3 separate regions of the Homo sapiens genome follow, and all the other regions are linked to region 2. A link is a loop called in an ENCODE intact Hi-C map of the cell type or tissue named here. Cell type or tissue: CD4-positive, alpha-beta T cell. All regions are shown on one strand.

Region 1 (8,000 bases), 220 kb before region 2:
ATTCCTTGAGGCCCATTAGCAACTGGCAAAGGTCATGTGGGTCAAAGCGTTCTGGTGATCTCTGTCTTCCTGCCCATTACAACGAATACACCCCCTTGTCTTTGGTGGTTCAGAACTGCTACCTGCCGTTGTGGAATTCCACCATCATCCATGAAACCAGGGGAACCATCTCAATAGTGACGCTGCCCACTCTCAGACCTGGTCCAGGGAGGAGAGCAACCACAGGGTATTTAAGTAAGAGCTGTATTTAAGTATTTAAGCTCTTTAGATATGGGAGAGCTGGCAGTTTCCACCAGCAAAGCAAAGACGTGGGTTCAGACAGGCTCAGGGTTCAAGATTCGCAACTCCACCTGCGTCTACTCAGATGAATGTGGACAGCCTCTAGAAGCTGGAAAAGGTGGCTGCATGTGGTGGCTCACACCTGTAATCCCAGCACTTTGGGAGGCCGAGGCGGGTGGATCACGAGGTCAGGAGATCGAGACCATCCTGGCTAACACGGTGAAACCCCGTCTCTACTAAAAATACGAAAAAATTAGCTGGGCACATTGGCAGGCGCCTGTAGTCCCAGCTACTCGAGAGGCTGAGGCAGGAGAATGGCGTGAACCTGGAAGGCAGAGCTTGCAGTGAGCCGAGATAGCGCCACTGCACTCCAGCCTGGGTGACAGTGTGAGACTCTGTCTCAAAAAAAAATAAAAGAAAAAAGAAAAAAAAGAAGAAGCTGGAAAGGGTGAGGAAGTCATCTCTCCTAGAGCCTCCACAAGGAAGAGAGTCCTGCCATCACCTTGGTTTTAGTCTATTGAGACCCATGTCACACTTCTAACCCATAGAACTGTGGACTGATCCATTTGTGTTTTAAGCCCTGGAGTTTGTGGTGATTTGTTATAGCAGCGGCAGGATACTGATACACTCACCTTCCCCTAGAACCTAGGAGATGGCTCCAGGGAAGTCTTGCCTCAACTCCTCTCCAGGAGTCGTGTCTTCTGCCATCTGTCACATACCAGGAAGTGGCACTCTGAGTAGAAGTCCTGAATAGCCCTTCTCTCGGAATAGCTCAATCATTTGCCCAAATTATCTCAGATGTTCAGTGACTTATGGGCATGGATGTCCAATGATTAAGTGGGGAAGATGCCAGCCTTAACCTCTTGTTGTTATTAATTCATTATATACAAACAGTCATTGTCTATGGGGAAAATCTAGCTTGGGAGGCTTCGTGGGATGAGCTTCAGACCTGTGGCTGCAGTTGGTCCTGAGGCTATAAATGATATATTGAACAACTCCCTCCATGTTACAGGTTAAGTTTTGTCCCTATAAATATTCTTATGTTGAAGTCTTAACTCCCAGTATCTCAGAGATAGGGTCTTTACAGTGGCGATCAAGTTAAAATAAGGTCATTTAGATGGGCTCTAAGCCAATGACTGATGTCCTTATGTAAAAAAAGAAATTTGGATACAGACACAGCCAGCCTGTCACTTCAGAAGGCTAAGCCTACGCTCCATCAGGCCAGAAACTTCTGGCTGGTGTGGAATCTGGCGGGAGCATGGGTGTGGACCTTATGGCCACGTTCCCATTGCTACGCTGCCCTTGCCAGAAAGGCAGTCATGGGTCCGAGGATCCCACGTTGGTAAATCCTTAACTAGTGGTCCTGGCAAAAAATGCAAATCTATTTCTGGAATATATGGCGACCCCAATCAGGGTGAATTGTAATTTTCAAAGCTGAAGAGGTCTCGTGTAATTGTTTTGCCATTGAGTGTGCTATGGTCTGAACGTTTGTGTCTCCAAAAAGTTTGCATGTTGAAACCTAATTCCCAATATGATGGTGTTTATGAGGTTGGGCATTCAGGACTTGATTAGGTCTTGATGGTGGAGGCCTCATGAATGGGATTCGTGTCCTTACAACAGAGGCCTCAGAGAGCTGGCTTGCCTCTCTAACATGTGAGGGGATGGCTAGAAGGCGCCATCTATGAATAGAAATCAAGAACTCACCAGGCACTGGATGTGCCAGCACCTTGGCCTTGGACTTCCCAGCCTCCAGAACTGTGAGAAATACATTTCTCTTGTTTAGAAACCACTCAGTTTATGATAGCTTGTTACAGCACCCCACATGGACTAAGCAGGCTGGTTGGTGGTTTTGAGGGGTGGTGGCTGACAGGGGCTCAGCACGGTCTGTGATGCTGACAGATCGGACATTCTGCAGTGATAGTCCTGGCTCAGCTTTGGTGGGAGGAAGTCCATGCTGTTGGGACATCCATAGCCTCCTTCTCTGCCACCATGGCCACTCTTCACAGGCCCCTTGTGCAAGCCTTGGGCTGCCTGAGGGGGAGGCATTGGTAGACATTGACCCGATGAGTCCTCTTGCCTGCCTGGTTGGTGGTTTCATGTTTCTTCTCTGGTGGGCATTGATGTGCAATATCACGACCTTTTACGTGGTGCTCACTCCCAGGGGTCCGTCCACATGTGGCCACCTTGTCAAAAATGTCCAGCCTTATTCCTTAGACCCTGACTAAGCAGCCAAGCTATTTGCTATTGCCCATAAATATAGCTAATCTTGGGCCATTCCTCACTCCATTCAAAGTGACTGACCAGGCGCTCTGCCTGAGGCTCTGCCCATGGGAGGATTCTATTTCTCCACTGTCTTTCAGGGCCCCCCCGAAAGGAGGCTCCACTTCTTCCCTATCAGAGTCCTGACTGGCATGGGAGAGTGCTGAGGCCGTGTATCTGGCCATCGCTGAAGTCCTGCTTCTCTTCACATGACCTGGGCCAGGTCTCCTCCTCCAGCTGTAGGAGTTCACATGCAGCCATGTGCCTTCAGTGGGTTGTCAATCAACCTGAGCCTATGCTGTTCTCTCACCTCCCTCCTGGCTTCAATCATCAGAAATATTGCCCCATTCAGGGCATGCCCTTCCACTTGGCTTCCAGCTTGGCAGAGCTGCAGCCAGGGGAGCGTGCTGGAGTCTCGGCCCTCCACTCACTGCTGGGACTCAGGCCTTCCTGCCCTCTGCCTGGCGAGTCACCTGTCTCTAGAATCCCAGCCTCAGAGTCAGCCTCACAGGCCACTTCCTTACCAAGGTTCTTGGGTCTGTCTGGTGCCCTAGAAGCAGAACCAGAGATAAACATCCCAGTGCAAGTAACTCCCTAGAGAAGCAGGACAGATGGTAGAAGAGACTGAGGAAGGTGCGATTCCCAGCCTTGCTTGATCCCCTGGGGAGCTCCGGAGTCAGTGACTGCTCAGCGCTTGTCCCACCTCAGGGTAAGAAGGCTTCCATGTTCCTCCTCCCATTCCAGGCCTGGGGGCAAAGGAGCTGTATACTCCCAGGAAATGCCAGCGTTCTGCTGGTGAGGGTGGAGCCACTGCAGTCGTGTGAGGGGTAATTATCCAAGGAGAGTGGAGGTACAGGCCTGGAAGAAAAGCTGGCAGAGGGTGCCCACAGGATGGGGCAGGCAACACTGATGTCGGCTGCCAGGTGGTGCTGGTGCCTTCGTTTCAGAGATGTTGTCTGGTTTTCTGGGGCTGCCAGAACAAAGTACTGTGAACTGCGGGCTTGAACAGCACATGTTTATTATCTCACAGTCCTGGAGGCTGGAAACCTGAGATCAAGGTGCAGACAGGGTTGGTTCCTTCTGAGGCCTGCGGGGAGACTCTGCTCCAGGCCCCTCTCCTGGTTTCCGGTAGCTGCAGAAGTTCTTTGGCTGGTAGACAGCATTCTCCCTGCATGTGTCCACTCTGTTTTTTCTTCGTGCAACTGTCTCTGTGTGTTCAAATTTCTCCTTTTTATAAGCATGCCAGGCAGATTGCATGAGAACCCACTCTCATGACCTCAACTTCACTCAATCATCTACAAAGACCTTCTCTGCAAACAAGGCCACATTCACAGCTACTGGAGGGTTAGGACTTTGATTTGTGTGTGTGTGTGTGTGTGTGTGTGGACACAATTCAGCAGGTGCTAAAATGTAAAACATAGAGTGTCTTAAAATTGATGACATATGGCACAACCTGGACTCTCCTGAGCCGAGTAGTAGTTAGCACGTGTCTTTATTTTTATTATTGTTATTATTTTTTGAGACGGAGTCTCACTCTGTCGCCCAGGCTGGAGTGCAGTGGCACCATCTCGGCTCGCTGCAAGCTCCACCTCCCAGGTTCACACCGTTCTCCTGCCTCAGCCTCCTGAGTAGCTGGGACTACAGGTGTCCGCCACCACGTCCGGCTAATTTCTTTTTCTATTTTTAGTAGACACGGGGTTTCACTCTGTTAGCCAGGATGGTCTCAATCTCCTGACCTTGTGATCCACCTGCCTCGGCCTCCCAAAGTGCTGGGATTACAGGTATGAGCCACTGCGCCTGGCCTGCATGTGTCTTTACATAAAATTTCTGACTTGGTCTCCTAAATGCACAAAATATTCCCAAGCATAATACAACCCTGTGGTTATGTACAGGATTAAAATAGCGACAGATTCTCAATTGAAAACTTGATCCTGGCCTGGCATGGTGGCTCACACCTGTAATCCCAGCACTTTGGGAGGCCGAAGCAGGAGGATCACGAGGTCAGGAGATCGAGACCATCCTGGCTAACACGGTGAAACCCTGTCTCTACTAAAAAAAAATACATAAAATTAGCCAGGTGTGGTGGCGGGTGCCTGTAGTCCCAGCTACTCGGGAAGCTGAGGCAGGAGAATGGCGTGAACTTGGGAGGCGGAGCTTGCAGTGAGCTGAGATCGTGCCACTGCACTCCAGCCTGGGTGACAGAGGGAGACTCCATCAAAAAAAAAAAAGAAAAGAAAACTTGATCCTGAGTGGTCCTATTGCAGTGGTTGAACTGACACCTCCAGCACCTCTGAAAAGGTGTCGCTCAGTAACAGTCGGGTTGGGGGGGACCAATAATTAGAATGAGCTTCAGACAACTCAAAAGACTCCACCCTTTCCCCAGCGCCTCCTGCCAGAGGAAGCATGTGTCTGTGACTTGAAGGCATCTGGAACTCACAAGGTGAGGCTCGTTCTTCCCATGTCCTCTCTCTTGCTGCCTCCACACCTATGAGAACGATCTCATCCCAACATGCCTGGGAAGGCCTATTTCTAAGGCACATGCATAAGGTGAATGCCTTCACAGCAAAATAAATGAGGCCTGGGATAGACTCTTCCAGTATTCCTGCTGCCTGGGAAGTTGGTGAGACCCCAGCCTGGAGTCAGTCCCCGCCCCCATCCAGTTCCCCAGGAGAGGCTGACAGCTTGGAGTCGGGTGAAGCCCTGCAGTGCAGCACCAAGTCTGGGTCTGAACTCTTCACCTGTCCCCAGTCCCTGCCCCATCTTCTGTCCTCTCTGCCAATCTTTGCTGAAGCCCCTGGGTTCCCACTGAGCTTATGAATCAACCTATGATCCATGATGGAAGGGCCCAGCTGGACACAATGCCTTCTCTAAACAGATTATCAGCGGTGGGAATTGAAGGCACTATGCAAGGCTGATAAGACAGATCTTTGGGAACAAGAAGGCCTTGAAGTGCTTCTGAAATATTTTTCTTCATTCATTCATTCAGTCATCAGAACCTATACTTAGGGCCTCCTCATATCTGGGCATCGTGGCATGAGCTGTGATGCGTGGGGTGGGGGGTCCAAGCAGGTACAGTCCCTCTGAAGGAGGGAGAGAGAGAGAGAGAGAATTGCTAATCATGCAAATAAAGGATTGCAAGCTGTGGTAAAAGCCAGGGAGGCCAGTGCAGGCTGGCATGAGCACGCAGCCCTCAGGACTGGGCCCAGTGGGTTGGCAGTCAGTGAAGGATTTCCTGGAGAGCCGAGGGCCCCGTGGGAAGCACGCTTAGGGCAACAGCTCCCGGCACTGAGAAGGCTGTGAGCGGGGACCTCACGGAGCAGTGGGGAGCAGGGCCACTGGCCTCCCTCCCCTGCCTCGGAGCCTAGGGTGGTGGGGAGCGCCACTGCTGGCCCATTTGGAACTCCCAGCCTCCAAGGCCTGGCTTTCTGTGGGGGGTGGCTTTGACAAAAGCATCTTTGAGAAAGCATCAAAGAGACCACAGCAGAGAGAAAGCAACCCCGCTGCAGGGGAACAATGCCGCAAATCCTTCGCTCTGGAAACTCTAAGACGGCTTCCTGGGGTCACTAAATTCTGTGTAAAGGGTTCCAGGAATGCTTTCAAGACAGGCAGTCAGACCCAGGGAGATGAGCCCAGACCCAGTGTGGTCATTGGTGCAGGGTGAGGGTGGAGGGGGGGGCACTGGGGAGGAGGTGGAGGCACAGAGCCCAGGACAGGGCAGTGGAGGAGGAGCAGGAGGGGTGGGCTCCACATTGAGAGCCTGCACACTTCCTCCAGGAAGCCCTCCCTGCAGCTTTTCTCTTCACCGGGTAACCACCTATCTGTCATCTGCCCTAATGCAGGCATCAGGGTTGTCCTTGTCACCCAGCACTGCAGTCCCTCAGGCCTGGCCAGGCAGAGGCCCTGGGCCTCGCCCAGTGGATCAGGCACTCAACTATGCCCCTGGGAGAAGAGTGCATGCACGTCCCCTGAGCCCTCTCCTTTTCCCGGTGGGGGACAGCATCTGCTGTTGGATCTGGGATGATCCTCTCCAGGCCTGGGTTGGGGGTACCGAGAGGGAGGATAGGCATGGGATGGCGGATATGACTTACAGGTGCCTACTCTGCTCAGGAGCAGCGGCGCAGGACGACTGGGCAGACTGCATGGGAGCCCTGCCTCATCCAGGGTGGGCTTCCTGCAGAGTCTCTGGCTGGACCCCCAAGGCTAGGGCCACAGCCCCATCACTACCTGGGTCTCTGTCGTCCCATACTGTGGAAATATAGCAATGTTTTTTTCTCGTTCTAAGTCGTTCACTACGTGTGATTAACTTTTATATATTTGGACTTTCTGGCCTGGTGCGGTGACTCACGCCTGTAATCCCAGCACTTTGGGAGGCCAAGGCGGACGGATCACAAGTTCAGGAGATCGAGACCATCCTGGCTAACATGGTGAAACCCTGTCTCTACTAAAAATACAAAAAAAAAGTTAGCCGGGCTTGGTGGTGGGCATCTGCAGTCCCAGCTACTTGGGACGCTGAGGCAGGAGAATGGCGTGAACCCAGGAGGTGGAGCTTGCAGTGAGCCAAGATGGCACCACTGCACTCCAGCCTGGGCGGCAGAGTGAGACACCATCTCAAAAAAAAAAAAAAAAAAGACTTTCTTCCATGTAAATAAATGGACATATTTGAAGATACTATGGCAGTGGAGCTGGGTGCAGTGGCTCACGCCTGTAATCCCAGCACTTTGGGAGGCCAAGTTGGGAGGATCACCTGAGGTCAGGAGTTCAAGACCAGCCTGGCCAACATGGTGAAACTATGAAAATACAAAATTAGCCAGGCGTGGTGGCGCTTGCCTGTAATCCCAGCTATCTGGGAGAATTGCTTGAACCTGGGAGGTAGAGGTTGCAGCAAGTGGAGGTTGTGCCATTGCACTTCTGCCCGGGCAACAAGAGTGAAACTCCATCTCAAAAAAAAAAATGGCAGTGGTTCTTAATCTCAGCACATCTTGACATGATATCTTGGCTTAGACCAGTTCATTGAGTGGGTGGGCACCTGTCCTCTGTATTGTAGGATGTTTAACAACATCCCTGAACTCTACCCACCAGATGCTGGTAGCATCACTCCCCTAAGTTGTGACAGCCTAAAACATCTGCAGACATTTCCAGATCATTGCAAAATCGCCCCCAGTTGAGAGCCACTGACATACAGGGTCAGGCCCCAAGTTCTCAGATGAGACTAGGAAACGTGGTGTCTTTTGTATAAGCCAAGCGCGAGCAGGACTGAAGAACAGGTGAGATGAACTGGGAGCCTGGGGTGAGGTCATTCAGGTCACGGTCTCGCGCCCATGGAGAAGCCACATTGTGCAGTTGTCCTTAGAGTTCCCACGTGTGGCTCACCAGGGCCATCAGGCGAGCTCCCGCAACGTTGAAAGCCACTGTGCAGCCCAGCACTAGCCATTGTGAAGCTGCTCCTTATGGCACCCTTCCAC
Region 2 (8,000 bases):
CGTCATGATTCCTAATGATACTTTGTCAGGTTTATAGGTTCTAACATTTGTAGTTTCTTTTTCCTGTGCCCCAAATTCCTGTTCTCAAGGACACCAGCATAATTTTGCATTGGTTTTATTCCATTAAGCTTACAGCAGTCTCAGAATAACAATACCAAACACTGCCAAGGACACATGATTGTAGATACAGATTATGATTTATTTGCATTTACTTTTGTGTTTAGAATACATCCCACAAGGGATGTACAGTCAGACAACTGTGTTTTAAAATATTTTGGAATAGATCACAACTGGATACACTTTTAGATTCATTGGTTTCATTTTTCTCTTAGTTATTTGGACTTTGCTTTTTCCATTTAATTTTGTTTTATAATTATATAAAATAATTACATGGTATGAAATTCAAATAAACAACACAGGATGTATGCAAAGAGGTCAGTTTCTTCCCCTATTTATCCCCCCACCTCCCAATTTCTTCCCTTCCACTATAGGTAACCATTTTGAGCATTTTACATATTTTTATTGTAAGCATGTCTTCCCCTTTCTTAGGTAAATGGTAGTGGATTAGACTCCCATATCTCCATCTTGCCTTCTTCACTTCACACTAAACCCTGGCGGTGATGCCACAGCTCTGTGCTGTTCACAGGAGCATGGAGAGGATGTTCTGCAGAACTCCACTGTGTGGATAGATGTCTCCTGTTCAGGAGTGTTTGGGTGGTTTCCAGGTTTTTGCTATTACAAATAGTGCTGCTGCAGTGAACCGCCTATGCATATGCTTTTTCCCATTTTTGCCATTTTTTTTTAAAAAAAATTATTTATTATGCTTTTTCTGGGAAGTCATTCTCCCCACTGCAAGGGTTAGGATCTGTCTTGGGCAACTCTGTGCGTTTTCTTGAGCTTGGCTTTGACCTTCCTTCCCTGACTCTCTGTTGTGGCTTCTCTTCCTCCCAGCATCCAGTGACTTAATCTTGCTCATTGGGTGTCTAAAGTTCAACACTGTGGAACCCCCAAATCCCTTTTATCAGTGACAAAGCCTGTGCTGCAGGCCCAGGTGTGGCCACTCCCTGGTGAATGTCCCATAGGTGTGATTTTCAGATGGTGTCTTCTCTTTCGTATCAGCCATATTATAGGGTCACCTTCAGTGGGGGCATCTCAAGGCACAGGCCCTGGCAGTACTGGAGAGTCGGGCCTGGAGGCCACGCCTTAGCTCTGCAGCAGAAGGTCTCACTTGAGACGCCAGTTACACGACTCTGATACTCACCCACTCCTGCCTCCTTTCCCCACTCCAGACCTAGGGGGCACTTCAGGGGGCAGGCTCTCCTGCTGATCTGGTGGCTCGCCTCCTCCCAGTCCTGTCCTGCCCCATTAGAGCTGCAGCCCCTCCTCCCAGTTGAGGCCAGGTCCCGTCTGCACTTTGGAACCTCACACGATCTGATGTCGTTTGTCTCCTGTCCCTTTTGCTCGCCCCTCCACTGGCTTTTGACCACGTCTGTCCCACCCTGCATCTATCCACACCACCCCGCTCTACCTGCCCCTTTTCTTTCACAGCCGGAATCTGGGAGTGGCAGCCTCATTGTCTGCACCTCCCCTGCACCTCTCAGCCCCCTCTCTGGCTCCTGCCCCGGTTCCTCTGAAACAGCTCTTTGAGGTCACGACTGACTTCCTTGACACTGTGCCCAATACACGAGGTCTCCTTGTAGTTGGCCTCCTGCTAGCATGGGTGTAGATGGGCAGGCCTCCCTTTCTAAGCCCCTTCTTTTCTTGGTACTTAGCAGAGCAGAGTCCTGGGGCTTCATCCTGCCCCCTTGCCCATGACCTTCCTTGCAGACTCATCCATGCCTGCAGCTTCACTTGGCACCTGCAGATGGTTCATTCCCAAATCTGTTTTTCTAACCGGGACTCCCGAGTCCAGCCGCCTACTGAGCATCCAGGCTCCTGCCACTAAACTTGCCTGGAATCCCCAACCCAAGCTCAGTCCTCTTCCAGGCACCCTTTCTCAGTGAGGGGCAGGTCTGTCCATCGAGCTCTGCAACCATTGTCTAGCGTCCTCATCTTCTCTCAGACTCCAGTCCACCTTTCCGTCCTGTTGATGGACCCCTAAATCCCCATCTGTTGCTGTCTCTCCATTTCCGTTGTCACCCTGTCCGTACCATCATCACCACTCATGTGCTGGGATGGCTACAGTAGCCTCTCAGCTGCTCTCCCTTCTTCCTCTCTGCTGCCTGCCCCTCTGCCAGAGTTCATTTCTAATGAAGGAGTGGTTGGGCCACTTCCCTGATGGATACCCTGGAGTGACAGTCCTTATGGCCTGTCACCCGTGGCCCCAGGGTCCTCACATCTGGCCAGCGCTTCCTCCCCACCCTCGACTTGTCTCAGCTGCTGGCCCATGCCCTAGGCCTCGGCAGTCCAGACATCCTATAGATCTTCTAAGGTGTCATTGTCTCTGCACCCTAGGGCCTTTGCACCTGCTCCCGCCTCAGCCTGGGAGGCTTTCTCCTCCTTTTGCCTTATGGCTTGTTGATTCCTTCTCCTCCTCCAGACCTCAGCTTAAACAGCAGCCACCCCCAAATTCCTCACCAGAGCAGCCTCCCTGTCCCTTCCTTCCCAGGGCCATAGCCTCCCTTTTGAGCATTCACCATGGCCCATCCTGATGCATTTGTTCTGTGGCTGTGGGACTGATGTCAGCCTCACTGTGTAGCCTGTGAGCTCCATGTTTCTGTCTTAACACCGGTCTTTATACAGTGGGTTCAGAAATGCTGAGCACCTGAACTCATGACAGTGAACTTGGGCAAAGCCACGTGACCCACTTAGATGGTCCTTATTTGTAAAATTGGGACCCTGAGATTGCTTCATGGCGTGGTTGAGGACTGGGTGGAACTGTACCATTGTTGCACAGAGGTCTGGTGTGTTGGGCATGAGGGCTGCACTCCAAGACTCCGTGCCTTTGCAGAGAGCAGCGGGCCTTGTGGATGCACCCCCACACTCCCACATACACCTGTGCTCCAGCTCCACCCAGCCACCTCCTCCCAGACCCCCAGGATATACAGGGACAGGTCTTGGAGCTAATGAGACCCCCTGGGGCCACACTGGCACCTTAGAAGCCTCTGTCCACCACCCATGTTCAGGATAATTTTCTTCAAAGGTGGCAGGAGTGGAGACCCTCAGGCTTGAAGCTGTGGGACTCCCCTCCCCTTCCCTCTCCAGAGGGCCTAGGGTTTTCCTAAGCGGTGTTTCAAACAGAGGCTTCCTCTGGCAGGGGAGAACCTGGAGCGCCTTATTCTTCTCCAGACTGTGCAGATACACTGTGCATATGCCTATGTGAGTAAGATATACGGTGTGAAAAGGATAAATCACTCTCTGGGGAGACAAGATCTTTAAACCTGTATCTTGATTATCTTGTCATTTTGTCTCCCTCTGGTGGTCTCAGCTTAGGGTCAGTGCAAGACTTGAGCAAAATAACAGCAATTTCTACCCAAACATGTAGGGCTAGCTGCTTTCATTTTCTAACGAAGCTGTTAGATTTGGGTTCTGCGTTTCCTGCGGAAGTTGAGAGCTGTGCCCATGAATCTGATATACTCCCCACACCATGCCGCCCCCACTGGACTCTTCTCTGGGTCTGGGTTCTCCTCCCGTGGTGCGTGTGAGTGGGAGGCAGGATGCTGGGGCCACCTTGGACTCGATTGTTTCTCGCTGAACAAAAGAGCAAGGCAGGCATGGAAGGCCCCCAGGCAGAGGTGGGTGGTGGCTGGAGTTGCAGCAAGGCCCTTGAGTGCTTCACTGGCCTCATCCCGGAAGCAGGCATCCGTGGGTGCCAGTGGTGACCCCCTGCCTGGGATGGGGCATCCTTCACACACAGCAGTCTGTGCCCAGATGGGCCCCAGAGCTACTGACGCTCACTTCAGGGGGAGACGAGGCCAGTCTTTCCCAAATCTACTCAAGGACATGGGTCAACATGGAAATGTGAACCTCAGAAGGGTCTGGTGCACTGACCAGGGCCACCCTGGGGGCTGGCGAGGGAGAAGCCAAGGGGCAGTGCCTAGAAAGGTAGGAGTCAGATTCCAAAGGGAGGGCTGGCCTCCCAGCCTCCCCAGGGCCTGGGGCTGACAGGGTGCCAGGCAGCCCCTGCCACAGAGGGGACATAAGGACACTCGCCCAAGGCCCTGCTCACCTGCTGGGGCTGTGAGGCTGGGGTACCTGGGGCGCCTGGAAGAACCAGAGCTTTCCTGCAGAACAAAGTGACGCCATCTAGTGGTCAATGAGAGCCACTGCATTGGGCCCCACTGGGTGACTGGGGCTTCACTGGGGGGTGCCTGTTGAGCCATGCTCACTGGGGACGGCAAGGTGGTGTGAGGTAGTAGAAACAGGCCTACCTCAGGCGCTGGGAGCCTTCCCAGCCCCACAGCCAGATGCCATAAAAGGCAGCACAGGGCATGTCTGGCGAGCCTGTGGCAGCCAGGGCTGTCATACACGCTCTCCAAGCCCCCCAGCTAGGCAGATGTGCACACTTCACTCTGAAGAAGCGCCAGGGTATGGTGGGGGTACTGCATTGGGATAGATGGGTCCTGTTCCCTCTGTGGGGCTGCCTCTGATTCTCCTGGTGACAGGAGAATCCCGGTGTACCCTCTGAGAGACAGGTGGACAGGGGTTCCTCCCCTGGTGCCACCCCTGAATCCCGCAGTCCCCCACATTGGTGCCTGCAGCCCTGCCCAGCTGGGAGAAGGTTTATCGGCTCCAGGGCAAGGGGTGAATGGAGGATATTTAAAAGCCGTGGGAGGACCCCATTGATAGGACTCAGTTAGATGCACAGGGGAGGGATGGGGGTCCCTGTGGGGAGAGACGGCTGGGAGCACAGGTGATCCTCTGACCCCAGGGGCACGCAGACCCACTACTGCCCAGGAAAGCAGGAAGGAGGGCCAAGTGGGCTGAGCACCAACGCGAAGCTCCCCACTTGGTCTGTCTGAGCAGGTGAGGGAGGGGCAGCCAGGAGTTTGAGGCAGTGGAGGGGTCTGGAATAACTCTTGCATGGAGGAAGAGTCTGAGTTTCCCAGAGAGATAGATGAGAGTTGTGAGGTTGTTTGGGGGGCATTTGGGGTCAAGAATTTATAATACATTTATCATGGCACTCATTTGCCCTCTTGGGCAGCTTTTTCCAGCCTCAGGTCCAGAGAAAACAGGTTGGAGATTTGCTGAACTCCTGTGGGCAGATACACAGGACTGGGGTCAGGGAACTGAGGATACTGGGCGGATGTTATTGAAGTGGTGGATGGCAGCGCCCAAGCTGGGCCAGTTGATGATTTTAGCAACAGAATGGGTTAGAGGTGAGACCAGGGATCAGCTGGCTGAGGGAGGGAAGAGGTCAGGAGGTTGCTGGCGCGAGGGCTGGGGAAGTGCAGGATGGCTGGGCCCGTGATGCTGGAGGGACTCAGGGAGGGGCCAGCTGGAGCAGGAGGGGAGCCAGGAAGCCAGGGCCAAAATCCCCAGTGGAAGGGGCTCTGGCCAGGAGGTGGGCAGTCGGGAGGGATAAAGCAGGTGACATGGCCAACATGGGTCTGAGAGGACAGCCAAGCCACGGTCTAGGATAGCTCAGAGGTCGGCTGACTGCAGCCCCAATCGCAAATCCTCCTGGCCCCCTGATTTTGCATATAAAGTTTCCTTGGCACACAGCCACACCTCCTGTTTTACATACTGTCTACGGCTACCTTTACGCCTCAGGTACAACGGTGAATAGTTGCAACAGAGACCACAAAGCCTAAAACACGTACCATCTCCCCCTTTACAGGAAAGGTTTGCCCACCCCTAGCTGGAGCCTTATTGTCTGGCATAGGAGCCACTCAAGATTGGTTTGTGGGCAACATGGACAGGACTTGGGGGTTGGTTGGATATGACTCTAACATGTGGCTCTTTATATTTCAATTAATTAAAATTACATACAAGAAATGGGTCCAGTCCCTCAGCTGCAGGAGCCTCAGTGCCAGTGCTCAAAGCCACATGTGGGTAGCGGATCCTGTATTGGACACTGCAGAGATAGAACCTTCCATTGTGGCTGGCAGGAAGTTTGTTGGGTCACGATGGTCTAGGGGCAGCAGATGGAACAAGCATGATGTTGCCAAGCCTGGGCCTGCGGTGTGATGGGTGTGAGGAGCTACACGGGTGTCCTGAGAGGCTACAGACAGGCAGGAGCCCCTCAGGACAGATGCACAAGGACAGGCCAAGGAGAAGCCCAGGGCACAGTTTCAGGTCACCAGCATGAGTTCCGGGGCTGTGGGGAAGGCATGGAAAGTGCTGTTGTGTTTGGGATGTGACGCCTTCTGGATTTGCAGCCTGTGATTGTCATCTTGAGTGACAGTCAACTGGAATGCTGGCATTGTCCTCCTGACACTGTTTGTGCAGAGTTTTCTGGCCCAAGTGTTGATTTCGCGCAGTTACTTGCAGCACGGGGTAGTGAGGGAAGCAGACCGGCCGCCCGTGGCTGGCTGCAGATGGCAATGGTTGGGCCCTTCTAGTTTGCCCCGCATCCTGGCTGCCGTGTTCCTTGTGCTATGGCCAGGCATGCAAGTTCTTTGTTCAGGGGACTTCTCCTCTAGGAAGACTCTGACTCTGTGCCCTCCTTCAGTTCCAGGGCCCTGCGAACCAGAAGACCTCATCGACGGGATCATCTTTGCTGCCAATTACCTGGGGTCCACCCAGCTGCTATCAGAACGGAACCCTTCCAAAAACATCAGAATGATGCAAGCGCAGGAGGCCGTCAGCCGGGTCAAGGTAGAGGTGCTTCGAGGGCCCCTCGCGGATGCCCGCACACTTTGGGGGGCACTAGCAGGAGGGAATATGGCGGGGCGTAGGCCCTCTTCCAGCTCGGACTGCACAGCCCTCAGCACAGGGGGCAGGAGCGGCCCAGGTGCCAACGAGGCTGAGGGAGGCTTGCGCCTTGGCTGGGAGAAAGCTGGCTGGGCAGAGGCAACCAGCTCCTTAACAAGAGGCCCACGGAATCCCAGAAATACGACCTTTAAAGATCATCGTTCCAAAGCATTCTAGTCATCAAACAATCCCAAATCCCAGTTCAACAGTATGTGTATTTTTAGTGCCATTCAGAGTGCTTCAAGAAAGGGTGAAAAATAAATCACGTTTTATTTAAATTCAGGACCTCAAGAAAAACTTTGACCTGCTTGTAGCTCTAAGTGCTCATTGGATTGTCTGGTTTTGAACATCGGGTGAGGCCGGGCAAGGGGAAGATGAGGCCACGTCAGCAAAATTAAATGGGGTCGGCGGGGAGGGGATGCAGCCATCTGAGGTCTCAGCTCTCTGAGCAAGACAGGATCTGCAGAGGCCCGCCAGCCCAGGGGTGAGAAATGGCAGCAACCTCCTCCCCAGCCCTCACCATACACAACCTCCTCTAACAGAAGCAGAGAAGCACCATGAGGCCATCCGGGGTGGGCAGGAGAAAGCCAGGTAACCCAGGGCAGTGCTGAGCCCTGCTGGCCAGTGCCTCTCAGCAGAGGCCCGGCCCTCCCATCCCAGACCCTTGCCTTGCTCCGCTGCCTGGAGCTCAGCTCCCCTTCCTGCCGGCTGATGGCATCTTTCCTGTCCTCCATAGATGGGGTGGTTGGCAGTCATTTCTAGCGCTCCAGGGACACCTGTGTGGGCTTCTCTTGGTCAGTGTGTGTGCTTGAAGTGGGCAATGGCTGTCCACCCGTCCCTGCTGGGCTTTGCTAGGCACCAGACCTGAGAGTGGGGGCATCAACCACCAAAGTGACATAACCTCACGCACCTTCCTTCTCTCTGTGCCAACTTGTTTTTCTTTTCTCTTCCATGCTGTCAGAGGATGCAAAAGGCTGCTAAGATCAAGAAAAAAGCGGTGTGTAGGGCCTTGAGGCCCTGGGACAGTGTTGTTTGCTTGTGTTTCCGTGGCTTGTCCTGGGCAGTGGGGGCTGGGGGGTTCCCCTGGGGATCTAAATAATGTTGCAAAGCAGCTTTTCCTCTTCCCTTGGTAGGTGAATCTTAGA
Region 3 (8,000 bases), 300 kb before region 2:
ACAAAGCCACAGATTTCAACATCTCAAAAATAACTTACTGGACTCACCAAATTTAGAAAGATGGAGATTATTTTAAAAAAAGAAAACCTTAATTTACTATGTGACCTCTAAGTATCTCAGCTGAAAATTGTAAAGATAGGTAAATCAAAAGATGCAGATAATCATGCACTTAATGAAGCGCTAAATCAAAGTATTTTTGGCATATGTGAGTTTCATTTTATCACATTTTTTACTGGTACTATAGCTATTTGCAAGTACATATAGAACTACAGTGTTACATATAAACTACCAAAAAGCAACTTTTTAAAAAAATTTTATTATTCTTATACTTTAAGTTTTAGGGTAGATGTGCACAAAGTACAGGTTAGTTCCATATGTATACATGTGCCATGTTGGTGTGCTGCACCCATTCACTTGTCATTTAGCATTAGGTATACCTCCTAATGCTATCCCTCCCCCTCCCCCCACCCCACAACAGTCCCCGGTGTGTGATGTTCCCCTTCCTGTGTCTATGTGTTCTCATTCTTCAATTCCCACCTATGAGTGAGAACATGCGGTGTTTGTTTTTTTGTCCTTGCGATAGTTTGCTGAGAATGATGGTTTCCAGTTTCATCCATGTCCCTACAAAGGACGTGAACTCATCATTTTTTTATGGCTGCATAGCATTCGTTGGTGTATATATGCCACCTTTTCTTAATCCAGTCTATCATTGTTAGACATTTGGGTTGGTTCCAAGTCTTTGCTATTGTGAATAATGCCGCAATAAACATATGTGTGCATGTGTCTTTATAGCAGCATGATTTATAGTCCTTTGGGTATATACCCAGTAATGGGATGGCTGGGTCAAATGGTATTTCTAGTTCTAGATCCCTGAGGATCTAGACACACTGACTTCCACAGTGGTTGAACTAGTTTACAGTCCCACCAACAGTGTAAAAGTGTTCCTATTTCTCCACATCCTCTCCAGCACCTGTTGTTTCCTGACTTTTTAATGATCGCCATTCTAACTGGTGTGAGATGGTATCTCATTGTGGTTTTGATTTGCATTTCTCTGATGGCCAGTGATGATGAGCATTTCTTCATGTGCTTTTTGGCTGCATAAATGTCTTCTTTTGAGAAGTGTCTGTTCATATCCTTTGCCCACTTTTTGATGGGGTTGCTTGTATTTTTCTTGTAAATTTGTTGGAGTTCATTGTAGATTCTGGATATTAGTCCTTTGTGAGATGAGTAGGTTGCGAAAATTTTCTCCCATTTTGTCAAAAAACAGCTTTTTAAGAAATGAGACTAATCTAGCAACTTTATTGAGAGGACGTGAAGTGTTTGGTTAGGAATGGTGCAATTGGTGGTGGTTGTGGACATGTGAGATGTAAGATGCCTCAACTTCCAATGTTGTTCAGAAGCAATCCAGCTTTCTGAATTATTCTTATGAATTCTGGATTTGAAACAGTAACTTCCCAAATGGCAGGGGCTTTCAGCAGAGAGGAACCTGGAGGGACCCTGTCCCTGACACCTTCTGGGTTGTTAGCTCCAGATCAAAAGAACTCCTGATTTGGAAAAAGCTTCTTGAAAAGAAGAGGGGAGGTGACCTTGGTGAAGCCTCTGGGGACATGAGCTATTTTTAGGGCTTTTGGCAGGAAAAGAGCTTTTGAAAACGGAGATAAGGCATGGTATTAAAAAGGCTTACATTGGAGAAAGAAATCATAAAACTCCATACAGTTAGGGCAATAGTTTTGTTTTTTACTAGGACAGCATCAGTTTATTGGAGTATTTATATAACATAAGCAAGGTCTCTTGATATTTTAACAATTAACAACTGGATTTTATTTTCTACTATAGGTGCAGTTTATCATTCTGAATCCAAAGCCAAGGAATATAAACATGTATGCAAACGAGCTTGTCAGAGAGTATCAACGCAATGTGTATCATCTATGCTTTTCAGTTTTGAACATAAAGCAGTGGCTCTGAGCGCGACTCGGAGGGCGACGCCGCGGCCGCAGCCATGGGTGCTGGGCCTGCAGGGGCGCGGGGGGGAGGGCGACGCTAGGACCTGCGGGGCCGGGCGGGAGAGAGGGCTGCCGGGACCGGCCCTAGACACTGAGCCGCGGTGGGATCCCCGCCGGCTCTGCGAGGCCCTGCGAGCGCCAGGGAGGCGCCTCGAGGGAGCCGGGCAGCCGCCGGCCACTTCAGGGGGGCCCGCCACTTCAGGGCGGTCGAAAGAGCCTTGGGGGCACATCTCGGGGTGCGGTGACCCGCCCGGCGCATTTCGGGGGTCGGGGCGCATTTGCCAGGGGACATCTGGAGCCCGGCCCTGCTTCTGTCGGGCTCCAGGGTACCCCTGGATGGCTGCGCTGTGCCCTCGCCGGCGGCCCGGGCGCCACAGCGGCTGAGTTCGCCGGGATCGCCGGGCCGCCGCCGCCCTTGCCACCGGCTGCATGCTCGGCGCCCGGGTCGCGGCCCACCTGGACGCACTGGGCCCCCTGGTCCCCTACGTGCCGCCGCCGCTGCTGCCCTCTATGTTCTACGTGGGCCTGTTCTTCGTCAATGTGCTGATCCTGTACTACGCCTTCCTCATGGAGTACATCGTCCTCAACGTGGGCCTCGTCTTCCTGTTCGAGGACATGGACCAGGCGCTCGTGGACCTCGGCGTGCTCTCCGACCCCGGCTCGGGCCTTTACGATGCTGACTCGGAGCTCGACGTCTTTGATGGGTACTTGGAGTAGGGTCTCGACTGCCGTTCCCCTCTTCCCTCCACGATCCGCAACCCACGCCCTGGACCAGCCGCCCAGATCATGGCGCCGCAGCAGCTGGTTGGGGGCACCATCTGGACGGGGATGGTTCCCCAGGAGGAGACCCTCCCCTGCCTCCGAGGCCTGCCTGCTACCCTCAAAAGCTTCGTGCCAACAGAGAGGTTCCTGTTTGGACCCAGGAGAGTGGAAGAGAGATTGGGACTGAGTGCTGAGATTGGGAAGGCACCTGCTCCCACAGAAGGGGGAACGCAAGGGGCGTCCCAAGACCTCATCTGCCTGCAGCGTCACACCGATGGCCTGGCCTCGGCTTCTCATTATTTGCAACTGCCATGGATGTTTACAGGAACCCAGCCAGAGTTTGCCTCCCTGCACTTCATCCCAGAGCGCACCTGCTTCCTCCACTTCACCTTCGGAGAGGACACTTCAAACTGCGGACACACGCAAAAGCAACTCCCAGCTCTGTTTGATGTGAGTTGAGCCTTCAGGCCAGCTGGGTTTAGCCCGAGGCTGGTCTTAGATGCAGCGACTGTTTCAGGGAGTGACTCAGAATAAAAAGAAGCTGAGGAAGCTGTTGGGGGGCTGAGGATGAGATTCTCGCTTCTTCATTTCAGGTTACTCGTTCCTCAGCAAGTTGGCAAAACAGATATCATGCTGGTGAGTGCCACGTTACTCCCCTGGCTGCAAATGCTTTTCTGAAAGTATGAGTGTCGTGCCTACTTAATTCTGATAAACCTGTTTAAGCAATACTTAGGAGGCTGACTTCTTTGGATTAAAAAAATGTATGCAACTCCAAAAAAAAAAAAAAAAAAAAGAAATTCAACATTTAAAAGTTTCATTTCTAGGGCAGTCTTCCGGTTTGGACTACAAAATTATTTTGCTTGTTTTTGTAGGGGATCGTTTTGTGTTGTTTTGTGTCTTTCTCCACATGATGCTTAGCTCTTTCCCCACGTCCCAGATTAAAGTCTGTATTTTTGTAATTGTGGGCACACAATCATATCTCTTTTAATCTTTGCAACGATGTTGAACTTCTGTAGACAGAAGGATAGAGAAAACAGCTTGAAGGCAGTCAGTGTGTTTTTCCATGAAGGGAAAAAAATAAATAAAAAAATTAAAATGGGTGCTTTTTTAAGAGAGATTGTCCTATACTTTTTCATTCTGTTTTTCATCACGTAGTTTGTATCATAGCAAGTTCATTGTCATTCCAGAGTTCAGCTTTGCCCTTGTACTCAGTTGTGCTTTTTTCCCATTGGTTTTTGAGGTTTTGCTAAACTGTTGAATATTTAATGTGGGGACAGGAATGGACTCAGAAGAAATGTTTTTTATTTTGATTCTTACTAGTCTTGTAGGCAAACCTTCCATTACTTTTTATGCAAATAGGATCTAGTTGAATATTGTATATCGAGTAAATATGCGTCTCTCTCTGCTCTTTTCGTTGATATTTACATAACATTAAAAAGATTATACTTTATCAGAGATTCAAGCTTTTTCTTATGAATGAAGCCCTATAAATAAGAATATTTTGTTACAGGGATTTTGTTCTTTTGAAATTTATAACAATAAAGCTAAAAGTTCTCTAAGCTGTTTTATATTTTTTCTTATTTTTCAAAGTGTGAAATTTTTCTATCATCTGAAAATAAATTTTATGTAACTATAGTCTTAGAAATTTAATACATTTGAATTGTATATTTAGCCTCTTTAATATTTCCAATGAATACACTTCTTAAAAGTTTAATTAGGAATACAGTTCTTAGTTTTTGAGCTTTCTCTTTGTTGACTAAATTGAAATGTTAATAAATCATTTATAAATGACTTTTCCTTCTCTCTCTTTTCCTCTCCTAATTTATGCTCAAGGCCAGGTGATTTTATAGACCTTTATTCTGTGTAGTTTATATTACAAAATAATATGTTACATCTTGATTTAGAATTTACATTATAGTATCCAAAATGTTTTTGTCAAATGTGTGCTTTTATCCTCAGATTCCGGCGCCCCTGTGACTCAGAGTCACTTCTTTTTAGGTATGGAGAGTATTAACGGGGAGGAGAAATGATTCGTTTGAGATTTAGTTATCTATATAAAATACGAATTGTCAGGATATTTGAACCAAACTGGGTCATACAATTTCTGTGGCTATTTTGAATAGCCTTACAATGAATTAAGCTTACTAAATTCCTTGTACTTTTCATTTAATAGCTAGATGTTATTGTTTTAATTTGAATAATATTAAGTGAGCCATATTACCAATTAACCTGAATATAAACACTTGCTTGTTTTTAATCTGAGTAGTTTATGTCTTAAAGTATGGAATGGAACTAGTGGTCAATTTTTATTAATCTAAGTGTCTCCCATACTTCTTTAAGCTTTTGGAAAGTTTGGGAAGTTGTGATTTTGCAATGAATAATCTCTCCCCTTGGTTTCATAGGCAATTGAAAAGCTGCAGGCGGGTGCTCTTGCAACTGACGCAGTCACTGCAGCACTGGTGGAACTTGAGGTATTTCTTTTCTCTGTTTTATTGAAAATACTTGTGAGTTTATCTTTATTGTTCTTAAATGACATGAAACTGTTGAGTTAGTCAACCATAAATTATATGACCAGTGTTGCCCACCAATATTAGCACAGTTATGAAGAAGCCTATGATATTGTTGTTTTCATTGGTGACTTTTCTGAGTAATATGAAAGTTGGTTAAATTCCTTCCTTTTCTTGATTTTTTTTTTTTTGTGAGATTCATGAATACAAAAGTTAGTGACTGGATACTGAAGTTTCTCATTTTCAGTAGGAAAATCCTTGAAGTTAACCCCCAAAAAGTGATGTATGTTCTGTTGTTTAAAAATAAATTCCAACTGTCTAGAAGTGCCTAAAGTAGAAGGGGAAGATTCTTCACGAACCTAACAGTTAGATATATACCCTGAAATTGTGTGCTGTGAAGTGTGCCTTGTCCCAGTGTTATGGTTAGGTTTGTCCCCAGTTTACTGTGGACATCGAATAATTGAGTGGGGAGGCTCTCACGTTTGCCATAATTTTTTATACTCTAGAGTGAGGTCCTCTCAGTTCTCTTGATTTGGACCCTTGATGAATTTGTGCAGGGGATATTGAGGTCTTCAGAAGATTGACTTGCTGCTCGAACTTGGAGAAGATAGATTTGTATCTATCAGTTGAGAGGATTATCGTGAAAAATATTTTTCTGGTTGAGAATACTCCTTAGGGAATCAAGTAAGACATGATGACGAAACAATGATGAGTTTGAGGGAGGAGATGATAGTTAAAGGCGACATTTCCAGGTTGACTGGGTTGTGGCCCTTGTATTCAGGCGCTCATACCAGGGCACGCACCCTTTCATGCCTTTCCTTGTGAAAATTGCCCAGGTGTTTACCAAAAGTCCTAGCCGTGTTTTCTGTATATTCTCATGCTTAATTGTGGACCTGAGCTTTTGATCATGCTTTGTAGATTTTAATTTCTCTTGGTAATGTCAGATTGGTCCTAATGTAGTCAAGGAAGGTGAAAGAATATGGTGAGCACCTAGTTCTATTGAATCTTACATGGGGATGTGTGATGCCCTCCTAATATGACTGATACATTTCATGCCAGCTCTACCAGTCATTAGCCATGTGTCCATGGGTGTGGCACAGTCTGTCCTTGACTCAGTTTCCCTATTTATGAGGATAATAATTCCCACTTCACAGAGTTGTGAAGATTAACTGAGTTCATATATGACTAATACAGGACAGTCTCTTAGAACAGTGTGTGGTACGTAGTAAGCACCCATAACTGTTAGCAATTATTACAGTTATGAGGTGCTTTGGAAGTGGTATGTATGAGATGAATATTTATGGTAACTATTAATGACAAGTTTTACAGCATCAAAGAAAGTTTAATTATATGTTGAGGATCAGAGGAGAAAAATGACATAAGAAAGAAGATAGATGTATTTACCACCAAATGTTACCTTTACTCAAAACAGACACACAAAGAGGGCTTCATCTAACTTAACTAATTCAATTGTTAGTTGGAAATTACTTGCATGGAATCAGCATAGGTTTGGGAAAGAAGGTTATTGAGTAGCTGGAGAATATACTAGAATGGCAACCATGAATGCAAAACTGAATAAAATTAAGTTTCTCTTTTTATCTTAGAATAACTTTAATTTTCCTAAGTCATACTTATATATCATGTTTAATATTTCATTCTATTTTCCCCTAGTGTTGAATCTGACTTTTAAGGGATTTACTTATTTATACTTAAAAATGATAAGAATACATTTTGAAATAATGAGTTTCTCCTGAGTAAGTGGACTTATAGTTTTGGATAACTTGTGTTTTTTTAAGAGTGTGGATATGAATTTAAAGGAAAAAAATTTCTTGTTCTATTATTTTTGATTGGAATAAGTCATAAGGATAATGGTAGCATAGAATTCTTCCCCAAGTGACTTTAGAGCATCCCACACCTCAACTTTTAGTTATTTTATTTTATATATATATATATTTTTGAGATGGATTCTCACTCTGTAGCCCAAGCTGGAGTGCAGTGGTGCGATCTTGGCTCACTGCAACCTCTGCCTCCCAGGCTGAAGTGATTCTTGTGCCTCAGCTTCCCATGTAGCTGGGACTACAGGCATGCACCACCACACCCAGCTAATTTTTGTATTTTTTTTTTTTTTTAGTAGAGATGGGGTTTCACCATGTTGACCAGGGTGGTCTTGAACTCCTGAGCTCAGGTGATCCACCTACCTCGGCCTCCCAAAGTGCTGCGATTACAGGTGAGAGCCACTGTGCCTGGCCTCAACTTTTGATTATTAAATTTGTGGAAGAATTTCAATTATCTTTAACAATTAACTTTTCTATGGACTCTTTGATTGAAATACATGTTAATAGTTTAAGGTTAAGCTTACACTAACAGGAAGAATTTTCCTAAATCTTAAGAATTATGTTGGAAATCATGCTTATACTGCCCCCTGCAGTTTCTCTCACCTTGAATAATTGTGATTCATTACCTTAAAACAGGATAGGTTTTCAGATGGACTTCAGTTGGGGAAGTATTGTAATAGCTTGGGTCAATGGAAAGACGTAAGAAGATTGGATTCTAATATTTTTGTACTTAGAAAAATATAAGTAGCAGTATTGAGTCCTTTCAGAATACTGAAAAGTGCTGAGAAAAATTCTGGAGAGCCTTATTAATAATGCATTATGTTTAATTTGAGAATAAATACTTATCTTAGTTTTGGTCAGTCTATTCAGTTAAGTCATGTCTGGATTATTGA

What was found. A loop is a pair of places that touch in the nucleus more often than their neighbours do. Peaks named below come from ENCODE experiments on the same cell type or tissue, not always from the same donor. Only the 100,000 strongest peaks of a DNase experiment are listed, where the experiment ranks them.
Region 1: a loop joins it to region 2, with 18 times the contacts of the local background. A loop is called at or near these places in 24 of 110 quality-filtered maps.
Region 3: it touches region 2 in a loop (2.1-fold over the local background); 5 of 110 quality-filtered maps call a loop at or near these places.

Annotation. Positions count from the first base shown.
Region 1 is chr15:28,870,463-28,878,462 of GRCh38, forward strand. No RefSeq gene overlaps it. Among named protein-coding and RNA genes, the nearest start is that of APBA2, 12 kb to the right of the region's middle. RefSeq lists enhancers at 4,755-5,376, 5,377-5,997, 5,998-6,618, 6,619-7,239. In CD4-positive, alpha-beta T cell, CTCF peaks have their summits at 3,437 and 3,638; a DNase peak (open chromatin) is centred at 3,469.
Region 2 is chr15:29,086,462-29,094,461 of GRCh38, forward strand. APBA2 (amyloid beta precursor protein binding family A member 2) reads left to right here. Exons shown (of 15, transcript NM_001353788.2): 7 at 6,614-6,759; 8 at 7,817-7,852. Among named protein-coding and RNA genes, the nearest start is that of NSMCE3, 180 kb to the right of the region's middle. RefSeq lists an enhancer at 873-1,374. In CD4-positive, alpha-beta T cell, a CTCF peak has its summit at 4,257 (motif pointing left); DNase peaks (open chromatin) are centred at 3,470 and 4,250; H3K4me3 peaks cover 946 bases; H3K27ac peaks cover 588 bases.
Region 3 is chr15:28,786,767-28,794,766 of GRCh38, forward strand. It overlaps the pseudogene LOC100289656 and the pseudogene PDCD6IPP2. Among named protein-coding and RNA genes, the nearest start is that of GOLGA6L7, 58 kb to the right of the region's middle. In CD4-positive, alpha-beta T cell, CTCF peaks have their summits at 3,037, 7,596 and 7,828; no DNase peak of the experiment used is centred here; H3K27me3 peaks cover 429 bases.